2 separate regions of the Homo sapiens genome follow, and region 1 is linked to region 2. Evidence: chromatin loops called from intact Hi-C (ENCODE). Cell type or tissue: PC-3. All regions are shown on one strand. Links, peaks and the distances in the headings refer to the core of each region. The heading gives the core; the rest is flanking DNA.

What was found. A loop is a pair of places that touch in the nucleus more often than their neighbours do. Peaks named below come from ENCODE experiments on the same cell type or tissue, not always from the same donor. Only the 100,000 strongest peaks of a DNase experiment are listed, where the experiment ranks them.
Region 1: a loop joins it to region 2, with 5 times the contacts of the local background. A loop is called at or near these places in 11 of 110 quality-filtered maps.

The regions. Positions count from the first base shown.
Region 1 is chr3:99,621,019-99,632,423 of GRCh38, forward strand. No RefSeq gene overlaps it. Among named protein-coding and RNA genes, the nearest start is that of COL8A1, 12 kb to the right of the region's middle. In PC-3, for the core only: a CTCF peak has its summit at 6,612 (motif pointing right); a DNase peak (open chromatin) is centred at 6,573; H3K27ac peaks cover 671 bases.
Region 2 is chr3:99,545,527-99,556,931 of GRCh38, forward strand. The region is part of intron 1 of LOC105374007 (a long non-coding RNA gene); the gene reads right to left. LOC105374005 (a long non-coding RNA gene) reads right to left here and starts at 2,441. Exons shown (of 5, transcript XR_007095985.1): 1 at 1-2,441. In PC-3, for the core only: a CTCF peak has its summit at 6,213 (motif pointing right); no DNase peak of the experiment used is centred there.

The sequences.
Region 1 (11,405 bases), core at 1,614-9,613, 75 kb after region 2:
TATCTTCTCATTAATCTTTTGAGGAATCTATTACTCATTTTACAGATAAGGAGACCAAATGTCAGAAAGGTTAAGTAATTTTCCCAAATCGCACAGTAATCTAAGACAGATCTGGGAATCTAGTTCAGATGCCTAATTCCAAAGCATGTGTTCTTTCCACTCTTGCACAATACTTCCTTAGAGATTTTTCCATAAAACTTGGTTTATTGCAATAACCAATAAACCGTGTTTATTTTATTGCAATAACAATAATCCTTAGAAGGAAATTCCATGAAACTTGGTTCATTGCAAGTTCCTTCAGAAGTTGTGAAGTAAACTAGACAAACATCTTCAAATGCCTATGCAAGTGCTTGACAAAACTGATAAGCCCAACATGCTTTTGTATTCATCCCACCTGCCTTCCTGACCACCTCCTTCATGACCACCAAAGTTGAGGAGAGCATTTTCCCAAAGCCCTTGCCTACACCTAGTGGACACTGTAACCCTGCAGCATTCAGGTTCATCATTACAGTCTCCAAAGCACTCAAAGCTACTTTGCATTCAGTAGGACTTCAATGCGTGATTGTGGTGATTGAATGAACAAACATGTTATCTCCCTTAAAATGCTCATTATACATAGGACACGTAAGATGAAGACACAGTAATATTAACCATTTCAAAACCAGGTATACCCCAGGAAGCCTCTTTACAGGAGAGTAAACCTGTGGACAGACTTGGTAGATGTGAAGCTATTCCCCAATGCTTCTTACAGCAGGTTATAGACTGATGGCAGTGCTATCTTCCACATAATGATACACTTATACTCCATAGTCCTCTTGGGTGGGGCCATATGACTTGCTTTGAATAGTGGGTTGAGAACCAAAGGGACAGATGTTTCTTCCAGGCCAAGTATAATTGCTGACTTCATGCACTTCTCTCTTTTCCACTGCACAGTGACCAGCAACTGCTGAGATGGTAGCTGCTTCGTCAGGTACATGAGTCCTCAGTTGACCCACATGGATATATTGTTGTTTCTGTTTCTACAGCAAAACCTAGCCTTCCCTGACATCCAAATCTCCAAAGGACAAGTTGTATGTGAAAATGGTGAGCAGTACAATTTAACTAGAACATGCTAGGCCATGAGGAGCTAGAGGAGATAAAATCAGAAAGAGAACTGGAGGTCAGATAATACAAACCCTTGAAATCCAGACTAGTCTAGAAGATATATTGCAGGAGGAAGGTACTACAGATGGAAAAAAACAATTAGGTTGGTAAGCCCAAAGAAATGTGTCAGGAAAGAAACAAAAAACAAAAAAATTCTCAGTTAATATCAGATATTGAGGCATGGATGATGTCTTCATTTTGAGATCCAAGCGACAGGGTTGAAAGTAGATAATGAGGTCAAAACAGAGAGGCCACTAGGCAGGAAATGCCATAACCAATCAGGAAGCTGCTTAAAGCCCATGGCTAGGAGGAAAGTTGTATTAGTTTTCTCTTGCTGCTATATCAAATTATTACAAGCTTGGTGGCTTAAAACAACATAAACATTATCTTACAGGGCTGTAAATTAGCAGTCTGACATGCATCTCACTGGCTAAAATGAAGGCATCAACAAAGCTGTATTTCTCAAGACTCTAGGGAGTAATCCATTTCCTTGCCTCTTCTAGTTTCTTAAGGCCACCTGCATTACTTGGCTCATGGAACCTTTTCTCCATCTTTAAAGTCAGCAAGGCGGAATCTCTCTGACCGTCTTCATTTTTGACAACTTCTTTGACTACAGCTAAGAATGGGGTGGAGTGGAAATATTTTGAAGGGATAATGGTGATGAGATTGTGTCCATCTGGAGAATCCCAGATAAACTCCCACTTTAAGACTTATAACTCAATCTCATCTGCAAAGGTAACATATGTATCAAGGGATCTAAGGGTTAGGATGTGGCCACCCTTAGGAGGCCATTATTCTGCCTGCCATCATAGCCAAGCATTAGGAATGAGGAACACACTCAAAATATCAAGAAACAAAAGTATGGTACTGGACAGGGGAATGCTCAGTTCTAATGTATTCTGAACTACTGTGGGTCAGACCTGTGTACAATGGCTCTTGTCTTAAGGCCCGTAAAGGGCAAGTTCAGTGGTCTAAATGAGAAGTGATTCACTGGCCTGAACTCTGCCAGTAATGGGGAATGGAATATTATAGACAGCAGTGCCCATGGTGCCCTGAGACTGACTATTCCTTTGCCTCAATAAGTGCAAGCTGAATGAATGAATTGATGAGTGAGATGTCAATCAAATAAACAGGACTGAACAACAGTCTGGATACAGAAGGCAGAAAAGGGGAAAGGATTTTTAGAAACTTTAACAGTCAATGAAGCAGCTAGGAGAGGTACAAGGCTAGATACTAAAAAAAACATGGAAGAGCGAAGGATGGAATTTCTTAACTGAGTTCTGAAAGTGGCACTTCTTTCAGAATTTAATTTATTTTACATAGATGAAGGGAATACACTGTCAAATAGATATAAGCTAGAGAAATGTAAAATAATTGTATGAATTATACACTTAGAAAAGGATCATCGGCCAGATGTTTTGCAGGAAACCAAAAACTAGACATAGGGAAACTAGACATAAAAAAGGATTGAGGGAACTTTTAATTAGGAGAGTAAGATCATTTTTAAATGCATTTTTATCTGTGAATAAATCTGAATGGATAAGACCATGTTTTAATTATGAAACAGGAGACTTGGGATGGAGCAAGACAGTGGAATAGAAGGCACTACAAATTGCTCCCATCCCCACCCAGGACACCAATTTAACAACTATCTACACCAAAAAAAAAAAAAAAAAAAAAAAAAAAAAGCACCTTCATAAGAACCAAAGATAGGGTGAGCACTCGCGGTGCCTGGTTTTAACTTCATATTGCTGTAAAAGGCGCTGAAGAGGTAGGAAAATCAGTCTTAAATTGCTGACACCCACCCCTCTGTTCCCGCACCTGGCAGTGGTGGTTTGGCACAGAGAGGGAGATCACAGCAACTGTGAGGCATTGAACTCAGTGCCACCTTATTATAGCAGAACACAAAACCAGACCAAATTCAGCCGGCAACTGCCCACAGGAGGAGCATTTAAACCAGCCCTAGCTAGAAAGGAATCCAGATCCCAGTGGTTGGAACTTGAGTTCCTGCAAGCTTTGCCACCATGGGCTACAGTGCCCTGGAGTCCTAAACTTGAAAGGCAGTCTAGGCCACAAGGACTGCAAGTCCTAGGCAAAACCTAGTGCTGAACTGGGCCCAGAGTCAGTGGACCTGGCTGGTGGGTTGTAGGGGGGCCAGGGAGGACATGACCCACTGCGACACCAGCCAGGCTGGCTAAGGAAGTGCTGGCATCATCCCTCCCCAACCCCAGGCTGTACAGCTCAAGACTCCAAAAAAGGCCCCTTCCTTCCTCTTGAGGAAAGGAGAGGGAAGAGTGGGGAGGACTTTGTCTTGCCTCTTGGTTACTAGCTCAGCCACAGCAGGATAGGGCACCAATCAGATTCATGAGGCCCTAGCTCCAGACAACATTTCTAGACACATCCCAGGCCAGAAGGGAACCTGCTGCCTTGAAGGGAAGGACCCAATCCTGGCAGGATTCATCACCTGCCAACTGAAGTGCCCTTTGGCCCTGAATAATCAGCAGTGAAACTCAGGTACTATGTCAGGACTTTGGGTAAGACTCTGAGACTTGCTAGTTTCAGGTAAGACTCTGAGACTTGCTAGTTTCAGGTAAGACTCAGCACATTGTCAGCTATGGTGGCTGTAGGGTGAGGCTCCTTCCACTTAAGAAAAGCAGAGGGAAAAGTAAAGGGGACTTTGTCTTGCATCTTAGGTACCAGCTCAGCCACAGTGGGGTAAGGTGTCAAGAAGTTTCTTGGGGTCCCTGATTCCAGGACTTGGCTTTTGGACAGTATTTCTGGACCTTCTCTGGGCCAGAGAGGAGCCCACTGCCCTGAAGGGTGAGTCCCAGGGCAAGCAGCATTCACCACAAGCTGACTGAAGAGTCCTTGGGCCTCAAGGAAACATCAGCAGTAGTCTGGCGGTACTCCCTGTGGGCCTGTGGTGGCAGTGGCCACAGGGTGAGGCTCCTCTGCCTTTAGAAAGGGGAGGGAAGAGTGGGAAGGACTGTATTTTGTGGTTCGATGTCAACTCAACTGCAGTACAATAGAACACTAGGTAGACTTCTGGGAGTCCCTGGCTCCCAGACAGCACCTCTGGACTTACCTGGGGCCTGGAGGACCTCACCACCCTGAAGTGAAGGACAAAGGCATGGCTGGCTTTGCCACTTGCTGATTGTAGAGCCCCAGAGCCTTGAGAAAACATAGGCAGTAGCTAGGAAGTGGTTACAGCAGGCCTTAGGCAAGCCCAGCACTGTGCTGGTTTATGGTTTGACCCAGGGCAGTCACAGTGGTGGTGGCCACAGGGATACTTGTGTCACTCCACCCCCCAGCACTAGGTGGCTCAGAACAGACAGACTCTGTTTGTTTGGGAGAAAGTAGGAGAAGAGAGCAAAAGATTCTTCCTGGTGATTAAGAGAATCCTCCCGGATCATGCCCAATACCATCAGGGTAAGTACGTTTATGAGTCTGAAAGAACCAGTGTCACTGAACATGGGGTGGCCACTAAAGCAGATACAGCTTAGATCACAACATCCAAGTTCCTTTGAATATCTGGAAAGCCTTCCCAAGAAGGACAGGTACAAACAAATCCAGACTGACAAGACTACAATAAACACCCAAGTCTTCAATGCCCAGACACAGATGAACCATCTACAAGTATCAGGGCCATCCAGGGAAACATGACTTCATCAAATGAACTAAGTAAGGCACCAGGGATCACTCCTGGAGAAACAGAGATAATGTGACCTTTCAAACAGAGAATTCAAAATAGCTGTTTTGAGGAAACTCAAAGAAATTCAAGATAACACAGAGAAGGAATTCGGAATTCTGTCAGACAAACTTAACAAAGAGACTGAAATAATTTTAAAGAATTATGAAACAATCGTTTTGAAAGTGCCTGCCTTAGACCTCTGCAGTGGAGGTATGCTGCCTTTGGATTCATTGACTCAGTAAGATGTAGTGAAAACTGAAAACTATAATAAATCTCAACTCCTATGAGCAACACCCGATTAAATTTCATTCTGGCTTTTGCACAATGGTGGCAATGGCTATAATCCAGAACATAAACAAAAACTCATATGGAAGCAACAAACACATTTTTTTAAATCATATGTTATTCCCCAGCCCAAAGAACTCTTTGTCTAGGACTTTTGTCTGTGACTTATATTTATATTACTGAATAACTCCACCCAGTGAACATGAAGAACAGATGAGTACAAAAAGGCAACATTTACATAGTCTAATGATTCCCATATATGGACAATAGATATGCACGCTAAGAAGTCTGGCAATTCTTTTTTTTTTTTTTTTTTTGAAATTGACTTAATGAGATGGTGACAAGTGAAGTGTGTGCATGATCAGTCCCATGATAACTCAGACATTTACATTTACATTCTCATCTCTTGAAAATCAAGCCACTCATTCTCTATTGCCAATTTGCTTTAAACCAACATGTCAATAATGGGCAAACTGCCACAAGTCAAATTTGCTAAAAACAGAACCATGGCATAAATAGAAACCAGAGCTTTAACCACTGCTAATGCAATGTGAAAGTTAATAAGAACGACACAAGTCTTAAACCTCTTGCTTGTTGAAGCTTACTCTAGGGATTTGACAAACAATGATAAACAAGGACCAGAAAAAATCCATTCAGACTGTCACTTGAAATATGGGTTATTCCACATCTCCACGTTGATTATCCTGATAATGTAGATTGTCTCTAGTTAAACTTACAACATGTGCTGACCCTCTTTGCTACCCAATACATCCTGTTTACTGTGTATTTGTGTATGAGTGTGGGGCTTACCTAGTTTCTCCAGATAGGAGATGAAACCAGATTTGAAATCCCCATTGGGTCTTCCTACTTCTTTGCCAACTCCTTAAAAGTTTTGCATAATTCAGATTTTTATAAAGACTAGTCAAGAAGAACTGATTCTATACTATTAAAAGGTTAACAAGAATTTGCCAGTATACAATACGTATGACATACAACCATGAGGGTGTATATGTGAAATTTACTACCAATCTGCTTCTCCTTTAATAAGGACAGCTTGAGTCATATACTCTACACATTCTTGGTTTTCTCCTTTTCCTGTTTCCAACCACTATGTCATTTTTAATCCAGAACCTGGCACCATGAGGTTTTATCTCTTCACCCTTGATGCTCTCGCTGACTCAACACTACACCCCAATTTCCATCCTGCCTGTCCCCATCAGACTTAGTACCACTGTCATTGTGTCCATCACTCATATTTTCCACACATATTTATTGAACACTATTTTGTGTTCCAAGCACCATGGTAGGCACTGAAGATGTAATGGAGAAGACACTGATATTTGACTCTCAGCTCTTCCTAACAGATCAAGTCTCAGTCTTGTTTCTCCAGCTATGTCTCCTGAGTCTTGAATAGTTCAGTGCTCCAAGATGACCCCTTGGCCCGCTAGCTGGCATTAATCATTAGGTAAACATTTCAGCCAAATTGACACTGATCCTCCAGCAGGGGGAAAGAGGATATCTGTACAATGTCAGAGCCTCTGTCTTAGAGCGGCACTTCAGCATCCCACCACACTGTCCTGTCTCTTCCTGGTGTCAGGGCAGATGCTACAACACCCTTGAAGCCTCTCAGCCTGCAATTGCTTAAAGGTCAGTGTTTACAGTTGAAGATTTCTATATATCTTATTTATTTTTTTTTTACTTTGGTTATTTTTATTTCTGCACCTAACAACTTTATATAAATCTGTGTCATTCAAGGACATCAGGAAATGAATCTGTTTGGTACCACTCACTCCTTTCCCATATAAAAAGTGGGGGCGGAGGAAAGTTTTCAAACCATTCAAAATGAGTTGCCTATATGCAGAATTTCTAATAAATCTGTACCAAATTCTCTGCTATAAATGAGATGTTTTGGCTGGTTTTCAATAAGGACTCTTTTTCTCCTAATTCCATTATGATCTAACATTGAATTAATCTGTTTTACACAGGCAAATAAATGCATTTGGCATGTTAATGCTGAGTCTGAAGCATATTTCTGTCCATATGGGACAGTATCTGAAATCATGCAGAAATCACTACACACATTAAAAACACTTCCTCTGGACAGAGTGCTGAAATGGAGAAAAATGTTTACAAAATAAAAAACAGAAAAACTCTATATAAGAATTACTCGGTCATGGATCTGTGTTCTCTTTACACAGATCACTGAAACTCATTAAATTTTTTGACATACTAAGTCACGACTATTGATATAATGTGTCTCATTTCTCATCTACCAAGTTTTAAAATACTACTTGCCCTATACTAATCATAGCCAATGAAAATGGAATGAGATGATACATATGGAATTTCTTTGAAAAGCCTCAAGGCCTTTCTGTATTTAAGAGAGAGTGGTGATGTTGGTATTGGTGGTAGCACCAGTGGTGGAAGTGTAGCCTTTTTTTTTTCTTTTTTTTTTTTTTTTTTTTGAGACAGAGTCTCGCTTTGTCACCAGGCTGGAGTGCAATGGCATGATCTCGGCTCACTGCAACCCCTGCCTCCCAGGTTCAAGTGATTCTCCTGCCTCAGCCTCCTGAGTAGCTGGGACTACAGGCGCCCACCACCACTCCCAGCTAATTTTTTGTATTTTTAGTAGACAGGGTTTCACCATGTTAGCCAGGATGGTCTCGATCTTCTGACCTCGTGATCCACCGTCCTTGGCCTCCCATTGTAGCCATTTTTTTTACAGTCTCCCTCATTTAAGGCCCACAGAGCATTAGTTCCGTGAGAAGCCCCTCGGATGGCAGGCAGAGTGTGGGGTTGGTTTTGCAGTCAAATAACCTCAGAAAACCCTATATATGACATTTAACTTTTGAAATTTGAAAAGGACATTAGCCATTCAAGGATTAGAATAGCCTTACAATAAAGAACTATGTTTAATTTTAATAATGCAGAATTTCTAAGACATAAATGGATTAGAAATATTTTTTGCTACATAACATCTGTTAATATTCCAAGGCATTAGAGTTCCACAGAGAATCATTATTATTTAGAAGGAACATAGAATGAAATGTTCAACTGAATCAAATGCTTATCATAATAGGCCAACTCCTTCCCTTCATGAAACCCCAAATTCTTGCCTATACTAGCAGCATGCAAGGTGGGATTCTTAATTTATGAGAAAACCACTGATACTGGCATCCTCTTCAAAAATTAAAATCCAAGTTTGGGACCTAAAAACAATATCCCAAATGCCTATCATTTACATGTGCCTGTAGTATTTTTGTCACAAAGAGAAAAAATCAAAGGAAAATATATTCATGGATTTTAAAGACGTATATAGCCCTCGTCTCAAAATGAAAATAAATCAATACATGTTTATGAACAGGTTAGCCCTATACTAGGGCTTTGCATAACACAGCATTTCCTGCTTTCAAGGAGCCCGCAGTCTTTTGGACCCCTCTATTTGAGAAATATATGTTCTAGAAGGTAGAAGGAAGCACAAGATAACAAAAATTAAAATAATAGTTAATAGGCATTTGTTCAGATATAAACATAAGTTATGTTGATAAATGTCACCAGCTGTGAGAAACCCTCCTGGCCCAGCTACAGAGAGAGTGGGGAATGAAGATGCCCATCTGATCCTGAACAGTGTCCTTCCTTTGCCATGTGGCCAGATGAGATCCCAATACCCTCCTAAAACTCTGTGATAAGTCAGGCTTGGTGGCACATGTCTGCAATCCCAACACTTTGGGAGGCCGAGTTGGGAGGATTGCTTGATCCCAAGAGTTCGAGATCAGCCTGGGCAACATAGTGAAACCCCATCTCTACTAAAAATACAAAAAAAAAAAATAGCTGGGAGTGGTGGCACGTGCCTGTGGTCCCAGCAACTTGGGAGGCTGAGATGTGAGGATTGCCTGAGCCTAGGAGGTGGAGGTCACAGTGAGATGAGATTTCACCACTGCACTATAGCCTGGGTGACACCGGGAGAACCTGTCTAAAAAACAAAACAAAACAAAACAAAAAAAACTCTATACCCTATGATAATAAATACAGCACAGAAAGTCTAATAAAGACATATAAATGAAGTGTTCCAGAAAGAATGCAACATGCAGAAAGGATCAATTGAAAATGTAAGAGAATAAGGAAATTAGAAAACAGAAGAAATGAGACTAAGAAAAATAAAATGAAACCAAGACAGAATGACACAAATTCCTTCTGTAAAATCCAAGAAGGCCAAAACTATGAGCTACAACTTACAGAGCTTCATGGGATCTGACAACTTTTTTTGCACAAGAATTTAAGTCTCATTTCTTAACAGGTCATTTCTCTTCCCACTCCCTTACCTAGTGATCTAAAATTCATTTAGTCATGTGCAATAGCTGTGATGTTCTGGCAAAGAGACTTACCTATTTCCTTATACATAAAATGAAACTCCAGGAGTTTGACTTTCCTTCTAGGAAAACAAACCAGCTGCCAGAAATGAAGAGATCTGGTATTGGCACGCTCAATGTGCTCACAAAACCATATGGTGGTTCTAAGCCGAAATGACAAGGGCCAACCATTATATGTCCACACTTAGGGAATAAATTCATAAATAATATAGAAGCCAAGGTATATGGGGCTCTAAATTTTCCCCCTCAATGTCACAGAGACTCGCTAAGGATATCTTAGAAGATTATTTGTCTTTAAGGGAAATAAATGGGAACTAGTCACCATGAGGGTGTCAAGCCATCATAGAGGGTCCAAAAATAAGTGCTCCAGTTCTCAAGTGCATTCAGCATTAGGTGCAACTTTTGCTCAGTCAGTCAGGCAAAACTCTTAGTGTGCAGTGGTATTTACAAAAGAGTATATTCTGACCCTTTATATTTCAAAGCAATGTTGAAACACATCTGTTCAAATAACCCTCCCACCTTGACTGACTCACCTGGCAAGAAGAGTTAGTTTCCTGGCCAACAGGCAGCCAGACCCTCCCGATATTCAACCAAAATATATAAAGCATATCATTGTCTTTTCATCCCCAAAAAGCACAGAGATGAACCAAGCTTTTCTTTTCTGTGTGTTACTTAAAGATATTCTCTGTCTTACACCTGGCATTCTCAGTAACCACCTCAAAGCTCCCTCCAATGAGTAGACTCCATTAGATCTCCTATACAGCCCCATACTTATCTTGCCCATAGAATCTACCTCAGTGAAGGGAAATTATCTATTTCTCTTCCTCTCTCCCCTACCAGACTGTTTAAAATCCTCAAAAATGGGAAGCCAGTCATATTGATCTTCAGAACTCATTTCTATGACCCTGCAAGAAATGTACCAGGAAACTCTAAATGTTTGTTTTTGTTTTGTTTTGTTTTGAGCCAAATGGGGTAAAGGGGGCTGGGAATGGGGAAAGATAAGAGAGTATTTAATTATTTTTTAATCTCTGCAATCCACAGATTCATATTGACCACCTTACTCTATGCTAGGCTTAGTGTCAGGAAAAAGGGTTAGGCTCTCAAGGAAAGAGCAGTAAAATTGCAAAGAAAAGAGGTTAGCATATGTATAAGACAAGGTAGACTATAAAAAATTGCATAAGAGAAGTACCAATTTTCCTGGGCAGTTCAGAAAACTAACCAGGAAGCATTTCCTGAAGGTGGCATGGAAGTAATAAAGGATTTGAGCATGTGTCTGTAGGTGGACCCAGCAGCAGGAGCTCCATTAGCGACCATGCAGGAGCTGAGAAGTTAATAACATTTTGAAAAGCAGATTGTTTCCCCTGACTGAAGCATAAATTATGTAAATCAGACCGGACATAAAGACTGGGCCTGAACCTTGGAAAGGGGCTTTGAATGCCAAACACAAATTTAGGGTTTTTTGTGAATGGTGTGATGCCATCAACAGGGTTTGAACAAGGGTATCACATAATTTTTGCCAGGTTTACGGTGATGACTCTGGAGGCAACATGGGAAGTGATCTGGGAATAGGACATGCCAGTCCCAGGCCAGCACACCTGTTAGATCTCTCATCTCAGACTTTCATTTTTGCCTTTCAAATCAGAGTTTTCATATCATGAAAAATCTCAGGCTGTATAAGATATGATAACTCCGAGCAGAAAATACTGGATTTACTAAAATCGAACATGAGGTAAATAATAAGAACATAAGAGACTAAACCATGAGTAGAAGGAGCAGAAGATAGAAGATAAAGCAGAGATAATTATTCATCAGGGAAGTCTAGGATCAAGACAATTGTCGTATGGTAGCTAGGGTTCAAGATAGCACATAGCGGGAGTGAATTTTATTTCTACTGCCCTGGAAGGCTTTTTAGTTTT
Region 2 (11,405 bases), core at 2,095-10,094:
AAGTAATCGCTTCTTCCTTGGCAAAGGAAGAAAGTTAACTCATCGTGGTCTTCAAGGCACCTTCTAGGGCTAACATTTTATGACTCTGTTGAACAGAAAACTTTTCAGAAGGCATCTGCCGAATAACATGAATAAAAATGCTTCAAAGGCTAGTTACAAATTTTAAGTACTCCATACTCTATTTTTGCCTCTTTTCCTTCTGTTTCTTACCCTGTATTCATTTTTCATTAATATTGCTAAACAAAGAGGAGAGAAAGAGAAGTTTTATTAAGTCAAATTTGATGGGATAGAAAGTTGAAGTTCTGAGATTATGCACAGAATTTTCCCACGTTTAGATTCTCTGAAATATGTCTTTCTTCAGTGGCTTTGAACAGGAAGAGTTAGCTGTGATTTGAACCTTAGCAAGCTTAAAGATTGGTTGTAAAAGCACCTCTAAAGGAGAATGCTGGCAGAAAATGCAATGAACTTCTGCTAGAGACCTCAACACAGCTGAGAATCTGGAAATTTGTGCTATTTGTGATAAGAATTTAAGCAACCAAAAGTCTTTTGTTTTTTGAAAATGAAACAAAACAAAAAGCAGCGACTTGCAAGTATACAGGAAGCTTATCTCCTTCAGTTCAGGAGTATTTGTTTGCCAACTAAGGGTTACTTTTCACAAATGTAAAGTTAAGTCAACAACTTTCTTGGCATTTATGACACTATATATAAAAGAGCCTGTGAAATATGAAATGAACTTTTCAGGTTTTGAAATTGATACACCAAGATTAGGAAAATAAACCGTTTGATGAGTGTTTTGCTGGCTCATTTAAACTACATTCCCAGTCATAACTCTTGATTTCCCAAGCAAGGAAACAGAAAGAGAAAGAGAACACAGTATGTTCTGAACAGAACTGAGTGCTCCTTGCATGACTTAGGAGTTAGATCCACGTGAAACATTTATGCTTACCATTACTTACCACTCCCATTGTTACTATTATTAATGTTGTACATTAGAATTAAGTAGTTTCCAGAGTGCTTTCATATATTTTTTTCTCATTTTTACATGACTTCCCAATACTGTGATGTAGATTAAACAGGAAGTATTCAGATATATTAAGTAATTTAGCATCCATCACCATTATCATCACCATCATCATCATTTAATGAGCACTTACTATTTGCTAGGCCCTGCACTCAATGTCTTATATGAATCATCTCAGTTAATCTTCACAACAATTCTATGCAATTGGCATTATTATTGTCTGTGTTTTATAGAAGAGAAAACATGGTTGATTGGGAACTGGAATCTGGAGCTTATGAGACCAATTTCAGTGTTCTCTCCATATTGTTTTAATAAGAGTTTAAAAAGAACAAAGAGAATCCTAAAGTTTCCAGTTCATTTCATATCAGTTTCTTTTAGACATAAATAAGACAAGAAAGAGACCATGAAAAGAAGGTTAAATTTTCAGCCTCTTCCCAAAATAAATACTTACAAAAATGCAATAGGCAAAAATATTTGCCATATCTTTTGGAATTTTGTAAATTGCAATAAACTTGCAATTCCACTGTATTTGCAGCTAAATGCAAAATTCTACATTTAATCCTGCTACTGACCAAACCATGTCTTTTTGTTAAAAAAAACAAAAAAAAATGTCTCTGTTAAAAAGCCTGACAGTGTGGTGTAGCCTACCATGACTGATAAAGCTCTTGAGCTTCCAAACCAGCCTGGTTGCAGCTTGGTTGGTCTTTAACTAGGTCAGATTCAATTTCCACTCAGTAAGTCTTTAATCAGTGTCTACTACATGATTGGTGTCAGGAGATGTGGAAGTAGACAGAACACTGGTTGTTTCTGCTCTTCTGAAGCTTACAATCAGACCAAGACAGATATAAGAGATGAATTATAGTGTAGTTTCACAACAGAAGATTTATCCTTGTCTTGGGACTTACAGGCACCTTCCCTGAAAAAAAAAATGGCATTTAGATGATACCTGAAGGAATGCCATTAGTCTGATGGAGAAATGGCATGAGGACTAGGAGACATTCACAAACTTAAGCAAAATTTACATCCCCCATGAGATGAAGGAGTTTTCCATAACCTACTACAAGGTAGAGGTTTTGAAAGAGAAGAGGTTAATATATAAAAAGTCAATCTTTAAAACATTTTCCTTGGTCAAGAATTCTCACTCTGAAGAACCTAGTTTATAACTGCCTATTCTGGAAGGAGGGTGAAAGCAACACACTACTGATGGTATCTTAGCTAATTGCAATAATGGTTTCATCAGCATCAGGGAAAAAAAGTAGGGTATGTATTTAAAAGCGCATAAGACAAGAAAGTACAGATTGAAAAAACTGATTGGAGAAGGAATAAAAATAGAGAAAAGGGAGGAATACTCTAAATTAAATAGAATTATAGTAAGAAAAACTAAAAATTTTACTATGATGAGCTCTCAATTACTTGCACGTGGCTGGAATAATTTACAACATATCATTCCATATTCATTTATACTGCACTTGGGACTACAAGGGAAGATTACATATTTGAGCAGATTCACTTTCCTATGTTTTGCTTAAGTTGGTTAAGACTATGTATGGGAAGCAAAAATACAGTAGAATCCTGGATTATTTTCCCTTCCCTTTGAATGTGAATTCCCAATTCACTTTAAAAATTATGCTTTTGTTTTGGATTGCTGAAGACACCAACTGACAGAATAAGAAAGCTGCCCATTGAGTGCTAGGAAAGGAAGAAACTGATAGCTTTCCAGAAGTAATCCATGCACTGAATAACCTCTATTTGTCCACCTCTATACACACATCAATCTTTTCCACCCTGCTCTGTGCTCCAAAGGTTGACCTGCATCAAGGAGCCCCTTGAGCTTTCAATTGGGTGTGGTCAATGGGAAGCACCAGTAGGAGATAAGAGAATGAGAGACCTATGAGATTAATGTACTCTACCTTCCCTGGGTGGTTTCCACTAAGGCTGCTCACACCCTCAAAAATAGTCCTGCATTAATCTCTCCTTAATGGCCTAAGCTTAATGTGCCATCTCTTTCCTCACCCCCAAAAATGGAAAAAGAAGTGCAATGCAAGGTTAAGGCAATGATGATAGACAAAGAAAAGGTATATTTATGAGATAGTATGTTAGATTAAGAAACCCATTTGAAAACATCTTTGAGAGATGTCCATTGTTTTCCTCTCATACCAAGAAGAGAGAGAACACCACATTAGAAGCAAATGAAAAAAGAGACAGCCAAACTATTTTGGACTGTGATTCACAATAACCCCTGAGGGATGGGGCATTTGGAGGAACTATTTGGGAGGAGTTGAAGATAAGCACATTGAACATTTCTGTAGCCTTTAAAAACAATAGTGCCTTCTAAATACTTACCTATGCAAATCTCCAGTGCCCTTTTCCCTCTTTGCCCAGGCTTAAGTAAACCAAGCCAAGATGACGTCAGTGGCCTCATTCTCACCTTCTTTCCTAAAGTGAATATTTTATAAGAATAGCTACCAATTTAGTAATCTTTTGCATAAGTATCAAGTTACAGACCTCAGTCTGCTGATGGTATAATGAGAAATAATAATTTCTTATCTCTTTACAACCACTGTGGTAAAGTTCTATTGGCTTCATCTCAGTTGTATACATTAAAAAAATACAATTTAGCTAGATGATAAATACTAACAAGTGAATCTCTCTCTAATATGTTTAAATCAATCATCAAATGTTTATTAACTACCTCTGCATCTTAGAGGGAAAAGAAGATATTACACTTCTTGAGGTAAAGCTGCTTATTTTAATGTCTCCCATCTTCCGGTGTTACTCCTTAAATAACAATGACAGCTAAATTATTTTTTCTCAGCCCAAGAATAATGCGTTGGGCTTCCTTTTTAATGACAACAATCTCTTTGTTGCCAAATGCTTCACGTCTTAAATAATGGCTTGGATCTTGGCTGCAATTACAAGATAAGCTTTTTTCTCATAACCTTTTCACAATAGATTTTCATCATCTCATTTATAAAGAAAATCAAAATTTGCATTCAACTTTAAGCTCTTGTGTCTAAAATTGGACACACCACTGGCACGTTTAGACAGTATTTATAAAGGAATAGAGTTTGCTTTAGAAGTTTTTATTTTTATTTAATTTTATCTCTAAAGGAAAAGAGAAGGAAAAATCTAATTGAAGTTAATAAAGAGCCAATAGAGGTTGAATGGCAAAGTGGCAGAGTAACTTAAAAGTGAAGACAATAAATATATTTCTATTAAGTAAAGTGTGCTAAGTCCAAGATATTCCCCAAAAAATCTATTTACCTTACAACATTTCTCAGTAACATCTGAGATCCAGATAATATGGCCCTACATGGATTTGATGTATAACAAAATGCATGTTGCCAGGTAATAAAGGCCACCATACCTATGAATTTGACACGGTGAGTGACATCTTCATTGCTCTGAATAAACCTCACAATAATAGCCATGGTCTAATAAAATCAAGATGTACCTAGGAGTTAGCAAGAAACTTCTTTCAGGCAAAGTTGTCAGTTCAATTTTTCCAGAACCCAAGCTGGGACTTTGTATAACCTGAGAGTAAACATCCCTCAGGCCAGGACTTGAGAAATACCAAACTCTAAACTTGCGGAGAAGTGTCTGTTCCTGATCCGGTGTTCCAGCTTCCTGGCTTGCTCTAAATGTCTCCTTCCTTCAATATTAGGCAAGTATTGCCAGCTTTTATGGTAGGTGGGATTTGCCCATATTACAGTCTGAAATCAGAGAAAACATTCAAAACTAAATGAGACAATGGCTAATTCAAAGGCAACATCTGTGGGAAATATGGTTGCAAACTAAGAAGGCAAGTTGTCTATCAGGAGACAAGTGATTCATAAATGTTTCTGGCAGGCACTCACACAGATGGAGTTGTACACACATGCTATTTTTTTTCCACTAAGATTTCTGCCTAACACAGAGTAAGTGATTGCAGGCCTGAGTGAATATGCATTGCAATCTGAAGCAAATGTAATGAACTTTCTGATCAAAGCACAATTGAATCTCTTTCCATGTGGAATTCACAACTCTGGCTTCTTCCTTTCAGTAGGCAACTTGGGGAGATTCTCCACTGAAATGTTTGTGCAGGTGCAAATATTGTGACTTCCCTCCTGGAGGGGATTTCAACCTTGACAGGATATAGAGGGAAGAAAAGTCCTGTGCTTATTTCCCAAGAGCTCTAGAAAAAAAAATGCCATAAATCCTGTTTGGGCCTAGGGTTGAGACATAGAGATGGTCTCTAAGTGAAAACATCACACACACAGAATTTGAGAATGGTGGAATTGGGGTCTTAAAAGTTCACAATCCAAACTTCTCATTGTACAGAAACTGAGATCCAAGAAAGTCAAATGATTCATAATTAGTCAATGAGGGAACCAGGATTAGAACCCAGTTGTCTTGATCCCTCTTGATTCCAAGTTTAGTAAGCTTTTTCCCCATTATGACATTGATTTTTTTTTCATTCATCAATTCATTGTCCACCATATGGCAAGCTATATTCTGAGTTCTGGACAAAGAACAAGCAACAAGACAGATAAAAGTTCTACCTCAATTAGTTTACATTCTTGTGGAAGAGATGAACAAAATTTAGATCAACAAATAGATAGTATCATGTCAGGTGGGTAAATGCTGCAAGGAGAATAAATGAAGGTCAAAGGATAGAGAATGATGAGGGGATGCTATACAAAAGAGATTAATCAGCCTGGGCATGGTGGCTCATGTCTGTAATCCCAGCACTTTGGGAGACTGAAGTGGGAGAATTGCTTGAGGTCAGAAGTTTGAGACCTGCCTGAGCAACATAGCAAGATCCCATCTCTATAAATAAAAAATTAGGCAGGTGGAGTGGCAGGAACCTGTAATGCCAGCTACTCAGGAAGCTGAGCTGAGAGCATCACTCAAATTGGGAATTTGAGGCTGCAATGAGCTATGATAGCTCCAGTGTACTCCAGCCTGGGTGATAGAACAAGATCTTGTGTCTAAAAAAAGAGAGAGAGGTGAGGGTTAATCAAAGGAACTGTCTCCAAGTGATATTTAAGCAGACTCTGAATGAAGTAAGGGTGCAAGCCACACAAGCAATGTGGGAAGAACTGTCTCACTGAGAGAACAATATGTGCAAAGTCCAGGAAGCTGGAATGAGCTTAGCGTGTTTTTGTATGGCTGTCATGGAATAAATGAAGGTGAGGAGGAGTGAAGAGGAGGGCAGAGAGGCCACTAGAGGGCTTTCAGCAGGGAAACAATGACCTTATTCAGCTTTTTATAAGATTATTCTGGCTGTTATGTGAAGAATGGGGGAAAGAATAAGAGGAGATCCAAGAGGCCAATGAGGAAGCATCTCCCTAAAGCAGAAGTTAAGTTCTTGAGAGAAGGGGCTTTTATTTGACTTACTCATTGTTGCAAAATTAGCACCAAGAATAGTGCCTGATACATTACAAGCACCTTCTAAGTCTTTGCTGAACAAATGGACACCTGAGAGATGGAGCTAAGGAGAAAGTTGATAGTGGCTTGGACGAGGATAATAGCAGTAAAAACAATAAGAAATTTTTGGGTGGAAGTATGTTTTGAAAGTAGAAGTGACAAGAACAGTTTCAAGATTAAATGTGAATATTTTGTAAGAAAGAACTTAAGATTGACTCCTAGGTTTATAGTCTAAGCCCACCAGGTGAATAGCATTGACTTCTCAGGTCAGTGGGAGAAATTAAGAATTCTGATCATGTTACATTTGAGCTATATACTTGTCTTTAAAATGAAAATATTGAGTAAGAAGTTGAATTAAGATGTCTGGAGCTCAGAGGAGAGATTAAGATTGGAGACATAAGTGGATAGTGTTTAAAATCATTGAACATAATAAGATGACCCAAAGAATAAGTGTGATGGGAAATTGATAAAGTCCAAGAAACTCTTGTCATTCCAACATTTACAGGTCAGTAATGAAAGGACCAACAAAGGATTTTTGATTAACACAAAATAATACAGATGAAGAAGCCTGAAAAAAAGAAACACCAAAAATTGTGGTGTGCTAGAAGCCAAGTGTGAAAGTGCATTTTAAAAAGGAGTGATAAACACTTTTAGTTGCTCCCAAAAGGTCAAGATAAAGACTGAGAATTGACCACAGAATTTGGGAACACCTAGAGCACTGGTATTCAGTTTTCATGGCATGATGAGGACAAACCTCACTGAGTGAGTTCAAGAGGAAATGAAAGAAAAAAAAAGGGAGACAATAACAGGCAATCTTTGCAGAAATTTTGCCTCATATAAAGGGAGTAAAGAAATGGAGAAACAGCTGGAAAATAACAAGGAGATCAAAGGAGGGTTTTATGGGCTTTTTTTTTTTTTAAGTGCAAGACATTACAGCATGTTTACATGCTGATAGGAAGATCCAGTAGAACTGAAGGAATTCATGTTGGAAAGAAATGGGCAAGAGAAAAATCTAGGTTAGACAACAGAAAACAAGATCCAGTGCACAAGTGGAGGACTTAACAGTAGAAAAGAGTAGACACAGTATATCTGAAAGGGACTAAAGGTACAATATACTGGTACAGATATTATTTAGTGGTAGAAAAGAAAGTCCTTTTCTACTTGCTTCTTTTTCTCCAGTGATAGGGAACTTCAAAAAGCCCATGGACATGGAATTGAAAGATAAAAACTATGAAGTATTTCTTACCATAAGCCCCATCAAGTTCAAGATGCTTTTGTAACCAATGAAATCAGCCATGGTCTATCGCTAAAGAACTGAGGGTCTTGGGAATTTAACCATGTCACTGGAGACTTTTTTACAGTATTCACTGAAAAGAAAATGGGCACCTTTTACAGATTTTTTAAGATTGGGAAACAAAAAGAAGTTAGAAGAGGCAAATTAGGATGTTAATTGTGCCCCATTTAAATCCCAAAATTGTTCTTTGATGAGAGGAATGAGCAGGAGCACTTTCATGGAGGAGAAGGACTCTCTGGTGAAGCTTTCCGAGGCATTTTTCTGCAAAGCTTTGACTAACATTCTCAAAACACTTTAATAATGTTATCATTCTTTGGCATTCCAGAAAGTCAACAAGCAAAATATCTTAAGCATCCCCAAAAAACTGATTCCATGAACTTGGTTCTTGACTGGTCCATTTTTGCTTTGACTGGACCAATTCCACTGCTTAGTAGCCATTGCTTTGATTGTACTTTGTATTCAGGATCATATTAGTGAAGCCACTTTCAACCTCCTGTTAACAATACTTCAGAGAACTTCTTCAGGATCTTAATCTCACTGCTTTAAAATTTCCATCAAAAGCTTCGCTCTTATCTGCAGCTGATCTGGGTGTAATGATTTTGACCCTAGTTGAGTACAAAGTTTACTCAACTTTAATTTTTCCATCAGAATTGTGTAAGCTGGGCCAGCTGAGATGGCTATGGTGTTGAAAATTGTTTCTGCTGTTAATCATCAATCCTCTTCAATTTGTGCAAATGAGATTAATTTTTTTCCTCACAAATTGATGGGGTTGGTTTGCCACCGTGGGCTTCATCTCCAACATTGTCTCATCCTTTCTCAAAATGAGATATCCATTTTTAAACTGCTGATTTCTTTGGGGGTTTTCCCCCATAAACTTTTCATAAAGCATCAATAATTTCATCATTCTTTTATGCAAGCTTCACCATAAATTTGTTGTTCTGACTTCAATTTTAGCAGGATTCGTGTTACACTGACAGGAGCTCTTTTTAAATTGATTTCTTATCCTTGTTAGTGTCTTCAACTAGATTCCATTCAGTCATGTTACAATAAGTTAGTACAAGTTTATTTTGGTACAAAATTTTGAAATCCATGCATAGTTTTTTTGTAATATGCATTTCCCACGAACATTTGAAGACAAACTGAATAACAAAAAGGTCATCAACTGAGAACAATGGGAAGGAAAGAGTAGCTGAGATATGAAGAAAAGGGAGAAAGTGAGAAAATGTGTAGGACATTGATTTCTGGCAAGATACTCTAGGTAGCAGCAGCAGAGAGTGAAATAGCATCGGAAAACATCAAACGCAGTCATTAAGTGGCCAAAGAATGGGGAACATCTGTGGGGCCAGGTGTGCACATATAAGGGGGAGAGGTGGGCTCCAAATAAGAAAAAAAAAATTAAGAAAAAAGAGGCAGGAGTTGTTTTAGACAATTTCTACCTACTTCAAATCCAGCTGCAAAGCTAGTAGAAGAAAGGAAATAACTAAAATCAGAAAAGAACTAAATGAAATTGAGACCCAAAAGTCCATTAAAAAGATCAATAAAATCAGGAGTTCGTTCTTTGAAAAAATAAGCAAAATTGATAGATCATTAGCTTGATTAACAGAGACGATCCAAATAAGCACAATCAGAAATGAAAAAGATGATATTACAACTGATCCCACAGAAATATAAAAGATCCTCAGAGACTATTATAAACATCTCTATGCACACAAATTAGAAAATCTAGAGGAATTCATAAATTTCTGGAAATACACAAACTCCCAAGATTGAATCAGGAGGAAAGTGGAAAGAGACAAATAATAAGTGTAAAAATGGAATCAGTAATAAGAAACCTATCAACCAAAAAGAGCCCTGAACCAGATGGATTCACAGCCAAATTCTACCACACATAGAAATAGCAAATGATACCAATCCTACTGAAAAATCGAGGAGGGGCTTGTCCCTAACTCATTCTTTGAAGCCAGCATCAGCCTGATATCAAAATCTGGAAGAGACACAATGAACCAAGAAAACTTCAGGCCAATATCCTTGATGAACATGGACATAAACATCCTTAACAAAATACTAGCAAACAAAATTCAGCAGCACGTCAAAAAGTTAATTCATCTTAATGAAGAAGGCTTTATTTCTGGGATGCAAGATCGGTTCAACATATGCAAATCAATAAATGTGATTTACCACATGAAAGAATTAAAACCAAAAACCATACAATCATTAGAGTAGGTGCAGAAAAAGCCTTCAATAAAATCCAATATCCCTCATGACAAAAAACCCTCAACAGACTAGCATCAAAGGAACATACCTCAAAATATTAAGAGCCATCTATGGCAAACCCACAGCCAACATCATGCTGAATGAGCAAAAGCTGGAATCCTCCCCTTGAGAACTGGAACAAGACAAAGATGTCCACTCTCACCACTTCTATTCAACAATGTAATAGAAGTCCTAGCCATGGCCAGGTGTGGTGGCTTATGCCTGTAATCCCAGTACTTTGGGAGGCAGAGGCATGCAGATCACCTGAGGTCAGGAGTTTGATACCAATCTGGCCAACATGGCAGAATCCCATCTGTACTAAAAACACAAAAATTAGCTGGGCATGGTGGCTCATGCTCGAATCCCAGCTACTCCGGAGGCTGAGGCAGGAGAATTGCTTGAACCCGGGAGGTGGAGGTTGCAGTGAGCCAAGATTGTGCCACTGCACTCCAACCTAGGTGACAGAGTAAGACTCCATCTCAAAAACAAAAAAAAAAAAAAAAAAAAAAGGAAGTCCTAGCCAGAGCAAAATTGGAAAAGAAGTCAAACTGTCTCTTTTTGCCAATGTTATGACTCAATACATAGAAAACCCTAAAGACACTGCCAAAAGGCTTCTGGAACTGATAAATGACACAAAGTTTCAGGATACAAAATAAATGTACAAAAATCAGTAATATTTTTATACATCAATAGTGTTCTAGCTGAGAACCAAATCAAGAACACAATCGCATTTTCAACAGCCACAAAAAATAAATACTGGCTGGTCGCGGTGGCTCACGCATGTAATCCCAGCACTTTGGGAGGCTGAGACGGGTGGATCTCCTGAGGTCAGGAGTTCGAGACCAGCCTGACCAACATGGTGAAACCCCATCTCTACTAAAAATACAAAAATTAGCCGGGCGTGATGGTGGGTGCCTGTAATCCTAGCTACTCGGGGAGCCGAGGCAGGAGAATCGCTTGAACCCGGGAGGCAGATGTTGCAGTGAGCCAAGATCACACCACTGCATTCCAGCCTGGGTGACAGAGCAAGACTTCATCTCAAGAAAAAAAAAAAGTGTAACTGTTATTTTATTTTCCTATCCCCTACCTTATATCCTTTTAGTGGCTTTTAGTTGCATCTAGGGTAAAAACTTAGATCATTACTGTTAGCATAGTCAACAAAGCTATTGAGTTTTGCCTGTCTATAGCCAGTGAAGTTGCAGTGAGCCAAGATCGTGCCATTGCACTCCAGCCTAAGCAACAAGAGAAGAAAAAAGGAAAATTAAATATCTAAGAATTTCTCTAACAAAGGGGTGAAAGATCTCTACAATGAGAACTACAAAACACTACTGAAAGAAATCAGAGATGACACAAATAAAATGGAAAAATATTCCATGCTCATGGACTGGAAGAATTAATAAAATTAAAATGGCCATATTGCCCAGTGCA